Linked DNA regions of Homo sapiens: region 1 is linked to region 2. Evidence: chromatin loops called from intact Hi-C (ENCODE). Cell type or tissue: ascending aorta. All regions are shown on one strand. Each heading gives the region's core, and the rest is flanking DNA. Links, peaks and the distances in the headings are about the cores only. Region 1 holds the start of IGFBPL1 (insulin like growth factor binding protein like 1). Region 2 has its middle 18 kb from the start of SHB.

The links. Peaks named below come from ENCODE experiments on the same cell type or tissue, not always from the same donor. Only the 100,000 strongest peaks of a DNase experiment are listed, where the experiment ranks them.
Region 1: a loop joins it to region 2, with 3 times the contacts of the local background. A loop is called at or near these places in 4 of 110 quality-filtered maps.

Annotation. Positions count from the first base shown.
Region 1 is chr9:38,420,525-38,428,854 of GRCh38, reverse strand. IGFBPL1 (insulin like growth factor binding protein like 1) reads left to right here and starts at 4,401. Exons shown (of 5, transcript NM_001007563.3): 1 at 4,401-4,890. The coding sequence starts at 4,431. It overlaps LOC105376041 (a long non-coding RNA gene), which reads right to left and starts at 4,244. Exons shown (of 8, transcript XR_007061487.1): 1 at 4,105-4,244; 2 at 2,092-2,205. RefSeq lists an enhancer at 1-3,356. In ascending aorta, for the core only: no CTCF peak of the experiment used is centred there; DNase peaks (open chromatin) are centred at 4,364 and 4,484; H3K4me3 peaks cover 2,988 bases; H3K27ac peaks cover 2,595 bases.
Region 2 is chr9:38,083,307-38,091,636 of GRCh38, reverse strand. No RefSeq gene overlaps it. Among named protein-coding and RNA genes, the nearest start is that of SHB, 18 kb to the right of the region's middle. RefSeq lists enhancers at 1,963-2,032, 3,375-3,424 and a silencer at 3,371-3,665. In ascending aorta, for the core only: a CTCF peak has its summit at 3,492 (motif pointing left); DNase peaks (open chromatin) are centred at 3,496 and 6,954.

The sequences.
Region 1 (8,330 bases), core at 280-8,279, 340 kb before region 2:
TACTCAGGAGGCTGAGGCAGGAGGATGGTTTGAGCACAAGAGGCAGAAGTTGCAGTAAACCAATATCGTGCTACTGCATTCCAGCCTGGGCGACAGAGCCAGACCCTGTCTCAAAAAAAAGAAGAAGAAGAGGAATTATTAACTAGGCAACTTGGAGGTAGCAACTGTGAAGCAGCTACCACCATGAGGGCTAGGAGAACAATGGAAATGGCTGGAATGACTAAAACTTAGATGCGTATAAGAGGGGTCCTTGGAGCTCAAACTGAGACCTCTGCAGGGTGTGCCACTAGGCTGATGCTAGTGTCACTGAGCTTGGAGAAAGAACCCCAGGGGGGCTGGGGCAGTTCATTCTGGGTGGGCCTGAACTCTAAAATCTTATCAGCACTGTGTGAGCCCCAAATCTCTGCTCAGCTCTCACCTCCCAGCAGCCTCCCTCAAGTCTTGCCCTGTACTTGTGCAGTACAGGGTCAGCCAAAGGTCTAAGACTTGTGGGATTCCCTCTCTGTGGTTCCTCATTTTCTGTCCTAGATCCCCAAATCTCTGCCTTACTCCTGAATTCTGATGTCTACCTCTTCTGTCCAGTGAGACCACTTGGCCTCCACCTCCCTGCAGAGTGGCCTGGAAAGTGTCCCCAGGGAGAATGCTTGGGTAGATGTGGGGCTCACATTGTGTACCCCCTGACGCTCTCAAGGATCACAGCCCTGTATTAGAACACTGTCCAGTGCCTGTCCATAGCTGTTTTCTTTAATTTGTCCAAGTTATATAGTGGTTTACAGCAGAACAGCAAATCCTCTACCATTCTTTTTCGTCTGCTCAGTATCTGAATTCCCATCTTTGCAGAGTTCTACATCTTGCTACATCCCCTTGCATGCAATATTGAAGTGAAATCTGTCTCCCTAAAAATCCCATCTGTCATTTATGGAACTTCCCTCTAGAAATTCACCTTGCCTTCTGCTCTGTAATCGCCCACCAGAGGTCTGGAGAAAGGGCTTTCACCTTCCTTTAGCTTGGAGAAGACTATCTATGATTGCCCTGACTATTAAAGCTTGAGGTTCAAATCCATGGCCTATTTATGGAGTGGCCTTTGCTCAACTGAGCTTCTATTCTCTTCCTCTGTGCTGGAAGCTCCCCAAGGACAGAGAATATCTGCCATTTATCTCTACGTTCAAGGGAGGAATTAATGGATGGGACATTCATACCCACTTCAGCAGCTGCCGGGTGGGCACACATCTGCTCTGAATGGGGGATTGGCTAGTCTTCCCTGTGTTGTGTTTGTTTTCAGGCTGGAGGCTGAAGAGGAAGAAAATCACACCCATTCTTGTTGCCTAATTACTTACCCAGGTGCATGGGATCTCTCCACCTGCCAGACAACAGAGGCACCTCAACCCCCCTTCCCGACTGGGAGAATTTGTCCCTACTTTCTCCTATCATCTTAGGGGGCCCACAGGTGTGGCCCACAGTGTTAACTGGTACTCTGGGAACCAGAGAGATGAAAGAGCACAAATGCCTCTGCTGGGCTATGGGCTTGCAGGCAATTTTAAAAGGAAATAGACATGACTGATCACCTTCAAAGCTTGGGAATGTTTTCTCCACCCAGATACAGGGGCTTTGATGCCACAGGCTCAGTGTTGGAAAATGAGTCTTCTGATTTAATTCTCAAAGAGTCGTTATGCATACATAGTACTCTCCCTACCATTTAAAAGGAATGTAGATCATATGTAAATGCGCCTCTGTGAGATTGTGTATCCTAACCTGCATTAAGCACACATTAATTTCATTATGACACCGTTCACTTACTCCTCCTTTAATGTCTGCATAAAAAGCAGGCAAATCATTTCTGTACACATTTATTTCTCAATCATGACCATGTTTTGTCCAGTCCAGGTCTCAGGGTCGGGCACTGTACTACAGGAATGGTGGCTCAGTTTGAGGTAATCAAACGTCAACTCCCCTGACCCCTACTTCTGACCCCCTCCATGCTCCTTGCCAAGACTCATTCTTAAACTCCTTCTTTGACAAGGACCTCACTATCTCTGGAGCAGCCTGATCTCTCTTTGGACAACTATGAACCATTAGAAAGTCTGAACTTACCAGCAAAGTTGTCCCTGAAAAGCAGCATGGAGTTCGCTTATCTCTTTTGTTTGCAAATCCTGCTTTGTTCATTTAACATTATAAGTGTTTCCTTCTCATAGTGAGACCCCATCTCTGAAAAAAAAAAATTGTTTAAATTAGCCAGGCGTGGTGGTGCTCACCTATAGTCCTAGATACTCAGGAGGCTGAGTGGGGGAGGACGGCTTGAGGCTCAGGAGTTTGAGGCTGCAGTGAGCTATGATCATGACATTGCACTCCAACCTGGGCAGCAGAATGAGGTACCATCTCTTTTTTTTTTTTTTTTTAAAAAAAGGGTTTCCTTCACATCATTAAAAACAATCTTAAATTTTTGCATGTTTACACATTCACATATTTACAAATATGCCATTACATTAGATGTGCACTTTTTAACCGCTATTTTACTAAACAATGTATTATAAACATGTTTTCATTTCTATTAACCCATATTTTCTTTCTAATTGTTAATGCCTGCATAATCCTCTATTGTTAGATGTACCATAATTTATTTAACGATTGCCTCTCGGTGGGCATTTAGGTCGTTAACTTTTTTTATTTTTATTTTATTTATTTATTTATTTTTTGCTATAGTAACCAACTCCAGGATGAAATCTTCACACATAGTGATCATTTTTTTAGGAGAGATTCCTGGAAGAGCACAGAGGGGTCAAGCGGTGAGAGCACTTTAAAAGGCCACTCCTGGTAAAGACAGCAGCCTCCAGGTTGAAAGTCACTGTTGATAGGTTCTGAGAGCTGCGCTGAGTGCATTACCAACATTGTTATATTTATTCCTTACCACCACCCCTTCATGGTGCCTAACCGCCCCTGCTCTGTGTGGCTGATTGTAAGGTAAGGCCTGGCGTGGACCAGGCAGATGGCCCTCCTCTGACCACCACATAAAGTGGCCTCAGAAGAGGCTCCTTTCTGGGGATAAGAAGACTGCAAACTGGGAAGGAACTGGGCTTGAAAAGCAAAATGAACCCCACCCAAGAACGGTGTAGCTGGTCTTCCCAGGCTGCAAGAGGCTTTCTCCATCTCCAGGAGTTCAGCAAAGAAAAAACAATAGAGCACAAGACACATGAGGGGTGGCCAGTAAAGGCAGGAAAAGTCTCCTATAAAACCTGCTCAGCGAGTCCCTCCCTCCATCCAGTGCATTTACCCAGCAACACATCAAATCCCAGCAGCCAAGACTCTCTTAGGTTTCTCGTCTGGGTGCCCTGCCAGAACTCAGGCAGGATGGTGTGCACAGAGCCTGGCCCAGAGAAGGCGCAACGGCGGCATGAATAACTGACTACAAGAAACTGCATCTTTCCAACATGCATTCCCCAGTAAGCCACAGGTACACTGACCCTTGTGCACCAAGACTTCATCAAAGCATTATTCGTATTAACCAAAGGATGGAAAATAAGTGGTTAAATAACTGCAACTAAACCCTGTGGAAAGGCCACTCTGTATGAACTCCAAAATATATCACCATATCTCATCACAACAAAGTCACTGTGGACGGAGATGTACCATGACTTTATGCAGCATTAAGAAACACACTCACAGAGCCAATGAACTATGCTCCCATTGATTGTATAAGAAACCCAGTTTCACAGATGACAAGAGGTGGGGAAACTGTGAAACACTGTAAGTGCAAAAACCAAGTGCAGACTAATGTGTATGGCACGCTACTCTGTGTGTGTGAGAGAGAAACAGAGTGTGTGTGTTTTAAAGGAAGGGGCTTTTTTAGGCACATGTACTTTTATAGGCATAGAGAAAATTTCTGAAAAGATATACAAAAACCCGATAGCAAGAGTGGCCTCTGGAAGCCGAGTTGGAGGATGGGGATACAAGGTGGTAGGGTAACCCTCTTTTCATCCTTAGATGTATATGTAAAATCTACATTTTAAACCATATATTCTCTTTATAAAATAAAACTTTGAAAACTACTGAATGCAAAATAAAATTAAATAAAATAGCGCATCCTTCTGGGAGGATTTACGGGCATACTATCTGGAGCCAGCCTTGGATCCGGAGACCGTACGGTTATCCAATCCTGACTCTGCCATAGCGACCTCGGGCAAGTTGTCGCCCCGACTGGGTCTCGGTTCCCTCAAGAGTCCAATCGGAGGTCGGAGAGCTGCTCTCGGGGCGACCCTCCAGCTCGGAGACCCGGGCCGCGGGCACCGCGCGGGTCCCGGGCTGGAGCAGCGGTCTGCGGGCGCCCCGCGGTGCAGGCCCGGCCAATCAGCGGCCGCGGGGCGGGAGCGGTGACTGCTCGGCGGGCGCGGAGCGGAGCGCGAAGCAGAGGCGCCGCCGCTGTCCCGGAGCAAGCCATGCCGCGCTTGTCTCTGCTCTTGCCGCTGCTGCTTCTGCTGCTGCTGCCGCTGCTGCCGCCGCTGTCCCCGAGCCTTGGGATCCGCGACGTGGGCGGCCGGCGCCCCAAGTGTGGTCCGTGCCGGCCAGAGGGCTGCCCGGCGCCTGCGCCCTGCCCGGCGCCCGGGATCTCGGCGCTCGACGAGTGCGGCTGCTGCGCCCGCTGCCTGGGAGCCGAGGGCGCGAGCTGCGGGGGCCGCGCCGGCGGGCGCTGTGGCCCCGGCCTGGTATGCGCGAGCCAGGCCGCTGGGGCAGCGCCCGAGGGCACCGGGCTCTGCGTGTGCGCGCAGCGCGGCACCGTCTGCGGCTCCGACGGTCGCTCGTACCCCAGCGTCTGCGCGCTGCGCCTGCGCGCTCGGCACACGCCCCGCGCGCACCCCGGTCACCTGCACAAGGCGCGCGACGGCCCTTGCGAGTTCGGTGAGTCAGGGTCGGGGATTGGGTGGGTAGAGAAGGAGGGATTCCAACCCTCTGGGGTGTGGAGCGAAGGATCCCCCTGCCCAGTGGTGGACGGCGCTGCCTGGCACTCAGTTTCCCCTTAGGGAGCAGTATTTCATATCTCTCCTCGTGCTCAGAGAGACTGGGGCGAGAATCCTTGGAGACGCCACTCACTGTGCTAGTCGAATTTTTGGTGAGCCTGCTACCCCTTTTGGTACTTAAGTACCTGCTGATGCAGTCACTTATTTGTAGGCATGGTATGTTTGCCCAGCAGGAGACTGGGAGTTAAGGAGGGGGATCCGAGTTCCCAGGTATCCAGCGCTAGGTGGATTGTTTGAATGGGGAGGAAGGGAAGTTGAGGTTGGGGGAGGAAGGGAAGTAGAGGATAGGGGAGGAAGGGAAGTTGAGGATGCAGGAGGAGGATGAGTTCCAGACTGGGGAATCAGTAGTCACCAGGCCACAGCACCAGAGCACCAGGGCCCCCGGTGTGGGAAGGGGCTGAGCTGGGATGCTGAGGGAGCTCCATCCAGGAGAAGTAAGACCTTTGGAGACGTAAGGTCTGAAAAGATTGTGGTGCTATTAGGGGCAGACTCAGGTTTCGTGCTTCTAAAACATATATAATTTGGAGAGTCCTGCCTTAAGTAAAGGAATAGAACTGCTAGGGACTTAGAAACTTATTATGAAATGCTAGGGACTTAGAAACTTAAGCTTCATTAACATCACAGTAAAATAATCTCTGAGTGCTATAGTTGCCCACCCTCTTTATGTACCTTTTGAAAACCAAACAAAAAGAAACCAAAACGTTAGCACTGCTTTACCGGCTTCCTAAGCATGAGTGTATTCCACCCACTAGGTTTTGAAGTGCCGCTGTGTACTTTGCCTGGAGTGGGCAGTGCTGAGTTTAGGGTGAGTGAGAAGGTGGCCAGTGAGTCCCAAGGAGCCTGGGTTTCGGCCTGGAGTTCAGGCTTCTGGGAAATAATTCTGGCCTGAGCCCAGAGACCAAGTCCAGACTTTAGTGCCTAAGTCAGTGTAATGACTTAGCTTCAAGAAAGAAGCCTGGGGTGGGGTGAGACCTTTCCAAGCCTTAAGAAGTATCTAGTAGTCTTTCCTCTCAAGTAGTTCAGGTAGATGTACCCAAGTCCAGGAGACGCAATGGGTTGTTGGAGATGGGGCAGGAAGCCTCCAGTCCTGGGAAATGTAAAACCAGTGTGTGGCCAGTTGAGCACAGGAAAGTCACCATTGGCTGTTCCTAGCTGAAGCTCCCCATGGAGGACAGAGCTGGCTGGGGGTGCATCTGTGCTGCCGCTGGCTCCCTGAGTGGCCCTGGACGGGTCCCTTCCCCTCTCTGGCCATATCAGCCCCAGTGGAGTCATTGTTGAGGTCCCTTTCACTCGGAACAGTTGGTTTCCGCCCTGTGGCACTTAAACAGTCCTGTCTCTTTCCTTTTGCTAGTTCCTATCACTCGTTTTTATAACTGCTTTCCTCAGCCGTTAATTCACAGGCAATTCTCTTTGTCTCCAGACAGGTAACACTTTTAACTCCACATGCAGGAGACAGAAGAAATGCTGACCAGGTCCTCAGACTATAAATGCTGCTGATGATCTCAGATAATTTCTCCCCAGAGTGGCATTCTCTTCCTAAGAGAAAGGCACCTTAAAGACATTCAGACCAAATCTGCTGTTATACAGAGAAAGAGACTGAGACACAGCAAGGTCAGAGCCCTTGTCCAGGGTGACCAGTAAAGGATGACCAGCTCCCTGGTCCCAACACCCTGTCCAGTGCTCTTTTGGCACAGGACTTAATAGTATTAAGTCAGGCAGATGGTGGTTACCATGGTTACCAGAGTGAGGCCAGATGGCAGATGGAAACTCCATACCCCTAATTCACTGAAAATTACCAAATGACAAGTAAATGTGACAGCCCCTTCACTCTGATCTATGGGATCTGAGGCCCACCCCAGGCACAGACCCAGGGAATAAAGATATTCGTGGGGCCACATGGAAGCAACTCAGAACTGGTTTTCATGATCTCATTACTGACAGGCGTCAGGCCTCCCCGGGGTTCAGCCCTTCTTCCGCACCAGCCTTTGTGTCATCCACCACAGAACCGGGCACTGTTTGCCTGTCACTCTCTGTCCTGAAGTGCTAGTGTGGCCTCTGCCCTTGTGTCCAGATAAAGCATGAAGGTTTGGACAGGGGATGTTTCCTAGCCCAGGCAGCAGCTCATTCTGTGCTGCCCTAAAGCCATCTTTTATTCACAAGACACAGCGGGAGCGTTTTTTAACAATGCCTCTGGGGATCCCGGTTGAAGGAAAACAGACTGTGAGTCAGAGCAGGGCTGTTCTGCTTCAATATTCATGATAAAATCACCCCTCCTGACTCCTTGGGTACCCAAGCACCTAGATTTCATGGAATGAGGCCTCGGGAAGTATTTATTATGTTGTTCACAGTGTGTGAAGGGCCCTTATACATGCCTCTGAGGAGCCTGGGGAAGCAGTTTTCAGGCTTAAATTCTGCCCTTTCCTCCTATGCCCTGAAATGCCCCAAACTGCCACATAATGAGAGTGATCCTTTGATCCGCACACATGTATGGAAGACTCACATATGAATAATTCTTACTGTTGGAAATTGCTTTTGCATCCTTTTTTTTTTTTTTTTTTTTTGAGACAGGGTCTCACTGTATCTCCCAGGTGGAATACAATGGCTTGATCACAGCCCACTGTGATCCTGGGCTCAAGGAATCCTCCTGCCTCAGCCTCCCAAGTAGCTGGGACTATAGGCACATACCATCATGCCCAGCTGATTTTTAGAATTTTTTGTAGAGACAGGATCTTACTGTGTTTCCCAGGCTGTTCTTGAACTCCTGGCCTCAAGCACTCCTCCCACCTCAGCCTCCCAAAGTGCTGAAATTACAGACATGAGATACCATCCCTGGGCTGCACCCATCTTTTTACATGATTTTTACAAGTGTCCTGGGGAGGTCTCCTTCCCATTTGATAGAAGGGAAAGCTGAGGCACATGGAAGGAAATTCCCTGGAGCCACCTGGCTGGTCCCAGCTGTGAAAGGGCTCCAGTGTAGGTTTGCCTGGCTGTTTTGTTTTGTTTTGTTTTGAGACAGAGTCTCACTCTGTCACCCAGGCTGGAGTGCAGTGGTGTGATCTTGGCTCACTGCAAGCTCCACCTCCTGGGTTCACGCCATTCTCCTGCCTCAGCCTCCAGAGTAGCTGGGACTACAGGCGCCCACCACCACGCCTGGCTAATTTTGTTTTTTGTACTTTTAGTAGAGACGGGGTTTCACTGTGTTAGTCAGGATGGTCTTGATCTCCTACCTCATGATCTGCCCGCCTCGGCCTCCCAAAGTGCTGGGATTACAGGCGTGCGCCACCATGCCTGGCCTGCCTCGCTATTTTCAGATGGGCGCTG
Region 2 (8,330 bases), core at 79-8,078:
GAGCCTTTTAAGAGAAGAGGGGTTGGAGTCCGCTCCGGGAAGTGGAGGGCTGAGAGACAGAAAGCTAGGAAGAGTTACAGTCAGGCTCCTGCAGAGTCATAGATCAGTTGGGGCCCAAGGATTAATTTCCAAAGCAGAAAGAGGAACCAGAGATGAGCCGTTCCTGCTGCTGGGCTGCCTCTCATGTTCAGGTCACTCAGCTTGTCTTCTTGGTTTCACTCTGATTCCGCCAGCCTCTGATGTCCTATTACTTACCTTGGCTCCTACCTCTTGTATCTCCCTGATCTTACTACCATTTGCCACCTCTGCTCGTGAATTTTTTCATTTATTCTCCCACTCATTCTTCTGTTCATTCATTCATCCATTTGATCTATTACAGAGTTTAAGAGCACAGACTCTGCAGCCACACTGCCTGAGTTCAAGTCCCAGCTCTGCCCTTGACCTTAAGCAAGTTACTTCTCTGTGCCTCCATTTCTCCATCCCTAAAATGGAAATTAAAATGACGCTTACCTCAAAGTGTTACTAGAACATTAAAGGACTTAAATCCATGCCTGGCACATAGTCAGCACTCAAAGCATGTTAGCTTTGATCACTCACTCATTCAGTCAGCAAACATTCACAAAGTATGCACGTCAGGCACGGGTGAAACTATATTGGGGGCAATGAAGAAAAAGAATCTAGATACAGTCCTTGCCCTTGATTTGCTCCCAATCTAGTGTGGGAAACAGACTTACATGCAACTAAATGTAAACCAAAATAGGAAAATAAGCAAAACACAGTGGGCAAGAGGGCAGAGAGAAAGGAAGAAATGATTTGTTGGGGGAACGTCTTCTCAAAAACATGGCCTGTAAGCTGGACCTATAAGTCAGTGTAAGATTCAAGAAACTAAGATATAAAAAGCTGGAGGGAGCCTCTTCCTGGTGGAAGTTGAGCCTGGAAATGTGTACATACTCGGGAAATGAGAAGTGCTATGCCCCTGGGTTAGGGTTGCCAGAGAAAATGCAGGATGCCAAGTTTGAATTTCAAATAAATTTTCAGTACAAATATGTCCCAAATATACAAAAAAAAAAAAAACACTGCTTACCTAAAACTCAAATATAATATAACCGTGCATCCTATGTTTTTATTTGCTAATTCTGGCAGCCCTATCCTGGGGTGAGAATAAACCTGCTTTGAAACCTGCGACCTAGGTCGCAGTTCAGGGTTCCCCCCCCCGCCAACCCCATTTCTGGTTTGCTACCTTCATGAGTCATTTGGCATTCTTGACTCTGGGCTTCACGGGGACCTTTATGAACTGTCAGCAAATCACTTGGTGTCACTTTGTTATTAACGGTCACCGTCCCCATCCCCCAGGCAGAGATGAATGGAAAAATCTCAAATTTGTTCATCCTGTTGAAGGTCACTGTGTCTTCCGTTTTTATGTTGGCGTCTTTATTTCTGAGATCTTATCTCCTTTTTTTCCCCCTTTGAGATTCATTAACATCATGATGGGAAGGAATTCATTACCTTCATGGCTGTTGGGAAGAGAGGCAGGCAGGGGGGATCCAGCAGAATGGAGTGTCTGAAGCCTACAGCACTGGCTGTGAGGTGCAATGAGATAACCAGGTCTTCAGGGTGGGCCCAGAGCTGCTACAGGCTGGTGGCATTTTGTGCCAACTCTTGGGGCGTGTCTAGCTTCCACCCAGGCTGGGCCTTCCAGAGGTTATCAGCAGTGAGAGAAGCAGCTGCTAAACCTTCACCTACAGAAGAGTAGGCTGGGCAATCTGCAACCAAGTCAGAGGCTGAGGACATGAAAGGCAGTCCTCAGGACCCTCCCCTCATCCATAAAACATGCCATGCAGAGTCATTTCACCCCCCAGCATCCATTCACTGTTCCAGAAAGGTACACCTATTCATCTTTCTCAAAAATGTTTATGGAGAGGAATTATCAGCAAGAGAAAACAAATTCTCAGGCAAGATACTGCCCTTTGTGGGATATCTATTTCTGTAGAACCCTGACAATGGGGATGATGTCTGGTTTGACTGCGGTATGCCTGAGAGCACTGGGGAGAGACAAGCTTTAGGAAAATCCCTGGGGCTGGGGGGATTCTGCTACCCTGATGCCTGCCTATATGATGGCTTAGTTGAAAGACAGATGTTGAAATGAAGTTTCTGAGATTAAAGGAAAGTGAAAGGGGGTGTTCTTTACTTGTTGATACACTCAAAGCTTGCACAGGCTCTCAGGCCAGAAGACATGAGACAAAAACTAATAATGGTAAGAAATGACCCCCCACTTCAACTCAGCTGCCTCAAGCAGGAGGATTTTTCCCATCAGGTGCCACAGACAGAGGACAGAGGACCTACGAGCTTCTCAAGAGCCTCGAAAAATGTTTCATGCACTACAAAAATTCTCATTGACTCCAAGTTACAAAATGAAAATTCCACAGTCAAAATGTAATGAAATGCCCTGAAATTCTGTGTTACATCAACTCTATACATCGTTATACTTAGTATCTGTAAATTTTTTTATATTTGAAAAGAATTAGCAGATTCTTTCACTTCAAGGAATTCCTAACTATGCACAATGATTTCTAAGAAACCACAGCCATTGAAAATAAAATTAGCAAAATAATCCTCAAAGTAAAATTATTAAAATGCCCCCAAAAACTATTTTAGAGAAAATGAATTGCATTTCCAGTGGGATGTGGGGGCATTTTGGTGTGTGCTATGTCATGGGTCAGTGCATCTAGAAATTATACTGCTCAGCTTCTACAAAGGTCTGAACAATCCTGGTCCCAAAGGACCAGGGCCTCCTCAAAAGTTGTAAAGAAAGCAGGTGTACACAGGCAGAAGTGAGAAAGACATGGTCTTTGCAGCCAACTAACTGTTTTGTTCATGTCACTCAGAGACCATTGAAACTGAAAGGAACCCTGGTCATCATGGTGCCCAGTGCAAGGGTGGGGCTGGTCTCTCAGTCTCCAGACATCAAACTTATTTGGTAAGATGAGACACCTGAGGCTCAGAGAGGGAGAGGTCATCACCTAAGGACACACAGTACGAGCTTTCATCAGGGGCCATAGACACAGGATTGAGGAACTACAAGGTTAGAGATCAGACTCCAGACCCCTGCCTCCCAGACTCAGTCCTTGCCACTGTACTATGCCTGGGCTTCCTGCTTCCTTCTCCAGGACACTGAGTCATCCCCCATCCTTAGCAGAATATGTGGGTCACTGGACATTCACTTGCTGGTTTAATTTTGGAGATTCTAGCTCCTATTCTTAGATGTTTATCAATGTTTGCCATCCGTCTGTTCATCCTTGGGCTTTCCTAACCTTGGTCCAGGCACGCTGCTTCCTAGGCCTTCTGGTTGGAGGCCCACTTTATCCTGTGCAAATCACCTAGGCCAAGATTCCCCTTCCAGCCAGGGCTCAACTAGCGGACCAGCCAGCTGGCTGACCCCACAGCCACAGCAATATTTTGGCACCTGGACCATGCCCTCTCTCGCCCCCTTGTGGCCACTCGGAGAGGTGCACCACCTGGGACTCAGGGTCCACCCCATGTGTGCCAAGTGCATTTGAGCCAGCTTGATTATTATTTCTCAAAAGGCTTCCTTATTCCTGGATGACCGTTACTTGGGCAGCACTAACTCTTCTCCACTCCTGCTCTCCCATTTAATTGTCCATGGCAGCCTCAGACTCCCCGTTTGATTCATCAGTCCATCAACTCCCAAGGATTCTTGAGCACCAGTCAAAGGCGATCAATCTGTGGATGAGGATGCAGTCCATGGCGGGAAGTTACAGCCAATAAAGGGCAGCTGAAGCACTCATCAAAAATTTAATAATTTGTGGTTCAAATTAGACTGTGCCAAGAACTTCAAGAATTAAGAAATGGGGTAATGTAGCTGTGGAGGTCCCAGCGAGAAAATAATCAAATTGGTCTTTGGGAGACAGGAAGTCTTTTGAAAACAGAAGGAAAGGAAGAAGAGAATTCTGGAAGAAAACAAAACCCATGAGAAGCAATAACTAACAGCCTGAGCAACATGGGGAAACCCTGTCTACACCAAAGATACAAAAAATTAGCCGGGCGTCGTGGCATACACCTGTGGTCCCAGCTACTTTGGGGGCTGAGGCAAGAGGATCACTTCAGCCTGGGGAAGTCAAAGCTGCAGTGAGGCAAGATCATACCACTGCACTGCAGCCTGGGCAATAAAGTGAGACCCTGTCTCAAAAAATAAAATAAATTAAAAATAAGTAATAACTAAGGTAGAATTATGGTTTAAATAGTATTTCCAAGGAAAAAGATAAAATGGAGATGAACTTTTTTTTTTTTTTTTTTTTTTGAGATGGAGTCTCGCTCCTGTCATGCAGGCTGGAGTGCAGTGGTGCAATTTTGGCTCACTGCAACCTCCACCTCCCAGGTTCAAGCGATTTTCCTGCCTCAGCCTCCCGAGCAGCTGGGATTGCAGGTGTACACCACCACGCCCAGCTCATTTTTGTATTTTCAGTAGAGATGGGCTGGCCAGACTGGTCTCGAACTCCTGACCCCAGGTGATCTGCCCCCACCTTGGCCTCCCAAAGTGCTGGGATTACAAGCATGAGCCACCGCACCTGGCTGAACTCTTTCTTATTATCTTCTCTAGGTGCTCAGATTCCTTTGTTAGTTCTTTTTGCAAAGCACACACCACACTCTGACTCTGCAATGTTTACATGCTCTCCCTTCTGCTATTCATTAAGACCCTCTTGGCTGCAAGTAACAGAAATCTAACTGAAATTAGCTACAGTGAAAAAGAAATGTATGGATGGATATAACTGAGAAGGACATGGAGAACACTGCATAAAGTAAGCCTTCAAATCCAGGGCTGGCACAATATAATCAGTGTGCTCTCTTTTTCAGCTCTGTCTTTTGCTCTGCTTTTCACTGTTTGGGGGCCTCATTCTCTCCTCCCACAGCTGGGCTTCCTCTAAGTGTCAGGGATAATGGCTTCCAAGGCAACCAGTTTCACATCCTTCCAGCTGTGACCCTAAGAAATAGTAAGAAAATGTCTTCTCCACTTGTCTCCAAGGAAAGCCTTTCCTTGACCAGCACCCCACTTCTCTTCTCTCCCCTGGATCACAGGAGCTAGAAGCCTGGGAACTACATGTTCCAGAATCCCTGTCTTCAGAGTCCTGCATCGAAAAACACCCATGAGAAGCACTTGCCAAGATCTAGAAGGTAGAAAGAAGGCAGAAGCCAGATTTTTGCCCCTCTGGCAATGTCAAACTTTGGGCTTAGGCAGACATGGCATTTTCCAGCAGCTTCTAGGTACTTTCCTGAAAATCTCAGGCCTTGGGATTGGAGGCAACTGAGATCATCCCTAGTAGTTTTCCGAGTTCCTTCAAATTCCCTATCTGTGAAAGCTAGTGACAAAACCAGTGGCCTTCCTTGACCTTGGCTTGTCCAGACTGTCTTTTGAGTTTTGTTTGTCCAGATTTTCCAAGCACCTGATTGCCTTCATTAAATCCCTTTCCACATGGAAGGCCTAGAGTGGTTTCTGTTTGTGACTATACCCCAGGTGATTTATGCATGCACCTTGTGTGGGAGTATGGGGAATGAGGGAAGTCAGGGAGAAAATCCTAGGAGCCAAATCAAGAGCAAATAGTCGAAGAAATGTTCAGGTAGGGGACGAGGTAAGACCATGAAGGGTGCTGAGTGCCAGACAGACTCGATGTGCTGGGGAAAAAGGAAGCCAGGTGAATATGATGACAAGGGCCACATTTTAGGACAACCCATGGTGGCATGTATGGGACAGATAAGGATGAGGGCAACAGAAAGGAGGCAGTAGCAATAGAAGTGCCCTAGAATGGGGAAATGGGAAAGTACAGAAAAGGGTGTATTTGACAGGTGTGTTGGAAGAAAAAGCAGGATATTTTGGTATATTGTAATTAAGGACTTAATAGTGGCTGCCATTTATGAAGTTATGATTATGCATCAGGTGACGTGCTAGGTTCTTTACTTATATTTGTTATAATCCTGCAAGGCCAAAACCATCTATATTTACAAAGAGGAAAACCAGGTTCTAGGAATATTCTTTGATAGGCTCAAGGTCAATCGGCCAGGGACATGAGCCAGAACTTGAGCTCTCCTCTGCTGCCCTTCACAGCGTACATTCATCCCACCAAACTGGGCTGCTTTTTTTCCCACTCCGGGCCTTTTAACAACAAACAGCCACGCTCCATCCTCACCTGGTAAGAGGCAGTGGCAGATAATCAGAAGAGTAGAGCCTCTGTCCCCCTGACATGAAGCTCTTAAGAGGGAATGACCAGTCAAATCCAAATTGACAGATATTCTGTAAAACAACTGGCCTGATCTCCTTAAAAAACGTCAATGTTATAAAAGACCAAAAACAAAAAAGACTGAAATACTCTTTGAGATGAAAAGAGACTCAAGAGACTTGACAAGTAAATGCAGTAAGTGATCCTGGATTGAATCCTAAATAAAAAAAAAAATACTATAAGAAACATTTTGTAAACAATTGGGAAAATAAGCCAGATACCCGTTAAATGGTAATGTATTGATGTGAAATTTCCCAAGTGTAATCATTGTATTATGGTTCTGTGGGAAAATGCCCTTGTTCCTTGGAGATAAACTGAAATATTTAGAAGTAAATCAACACAATGTTCCCAAGTAATTCTCAGATGGATTAGCAAAATTAGTTAGGTAGCTGGGTAAGGTAGACAGAGAGAATGCAGATGTGGCAGAATGCTAACCATTAAAGGGTCCAGGGGGGTTACCATACAATCTTTCCATAGTCTGAAATTTTTCAAAATAAAAATGAGGGAAAAAACCTTAAATGTATCCATTGCCCCACCCCTGCAAGGGAGAGAAAGGAAAAAAGAGGAAGGCCTTTAAGTTGAACATGCCTGAGTTTGCAACAAAGCGTCTGCCACTTCCTAGCCGTGGGACCTCTGAGCCCTCAGCTGGAGAAGTGCGCAGTAATGCCAACCCACTGTGCTTCTGTGGGGGTGATGTCAGACACAATCGGTGTGAAGCCGGGAGCTCAGCATCTAGCACAGTGTTCTCACTGTTCATATTTGTTCTCTTCCCTTCCTCCTTCCTAATCCCCATTTCATCTGCAGAATCCATTCAACTGGGCACTGAGGGAGATTAGCTCAGGATAAATAAGAAAAACTATGGATCCTGCAGGGCACACAATGGAGACGTGACGCCCCTGCAGGGACACTGACTGCAGCCTGCCTGCCTACCTGTGATGCAGGCTGGCCAATCCTCTGAATGTCAGACTTTTGGCTGGGGACATCGACCAGCCAAAAGTCAAAAATGCCTCCATCCCAGATTTTGTCACCCACAATTTGCTGGTTAATATCACAGATGAGAACTCAGACACAAACCAGAGTTTCTCAAAGTGGGGTCCCTCAGCCCATTGGCAACAGAATCGGCTGTGGCTCAGATTCCTGAGCCCCACTCAGCTCTGTTGAGTCAGCTTCCCTGGAGTGGCCATGGGAGTGTCCATGCTAACACTGATGTCTATGTGGCTCCGAGGCACAGTCGAGTCTGAGTGCCCCTGACCTGCACTGTGGCTGTGGGAGATGTGCTACCTTATTGCAAAACTGGTCCACTGGAGGAGTAAATTCCTGTGGTGAGTGCCTAATAATAACATGCAAAGGCTATACCTACCACAAAAATGTCTGTCAATAGGAGCAAACAGAAATACAAATCGACTTGTACATAAAGATAAAACCGGGCCTGGCACGGTGGCTCATACCTGTAATTCCAACACTTTGGGAGGCCAAGGCGGGTGGATCACCTGAGGTCAGGAGTTCAAGACAAGCATGGCCAACATGGTGAAACCCCATCTCTACTAAATATACAAAAATTAGTCAGGTGTGGTGGTGGGCACCTGTAATCCCAGCCACTCGGGAGGCTGCAGCAGGAGAATCACTTGAACCCAGGAGGTGGAGGTTGCAGTGAGCCGAGATCGTGCCATTGCACTCCAGCCTGGGAAACAAGAGCGAAACTCCATCTCAAAAAAAAAAGAAAGATAAAAGCATGAGGCTTAGGAAGAAAGCAGTGCTTCTCTCTGGCCTGCGCCAGCTCCTGACTCAAAGTGTGCAAATGAGACACTGCCCAGCCTTGGAGTGAGGAGGTCCATAGTCTAGAGCCCCCAAACAATCATTGCATCTTAAGACTGAAAGGATCAGAGTGGGCTCGAAGGCCTGGGCAGAAGAAGCCCCTCCACCCACCACGACTCTGGAAAACCACAAAAACCAACAGTTCTCTCCTTCAGACATTTGCAATACGCAATGATTCTATAGTATCTTGTAAATCCTAAGAGATCCAGAAATCCTAATGAGGAG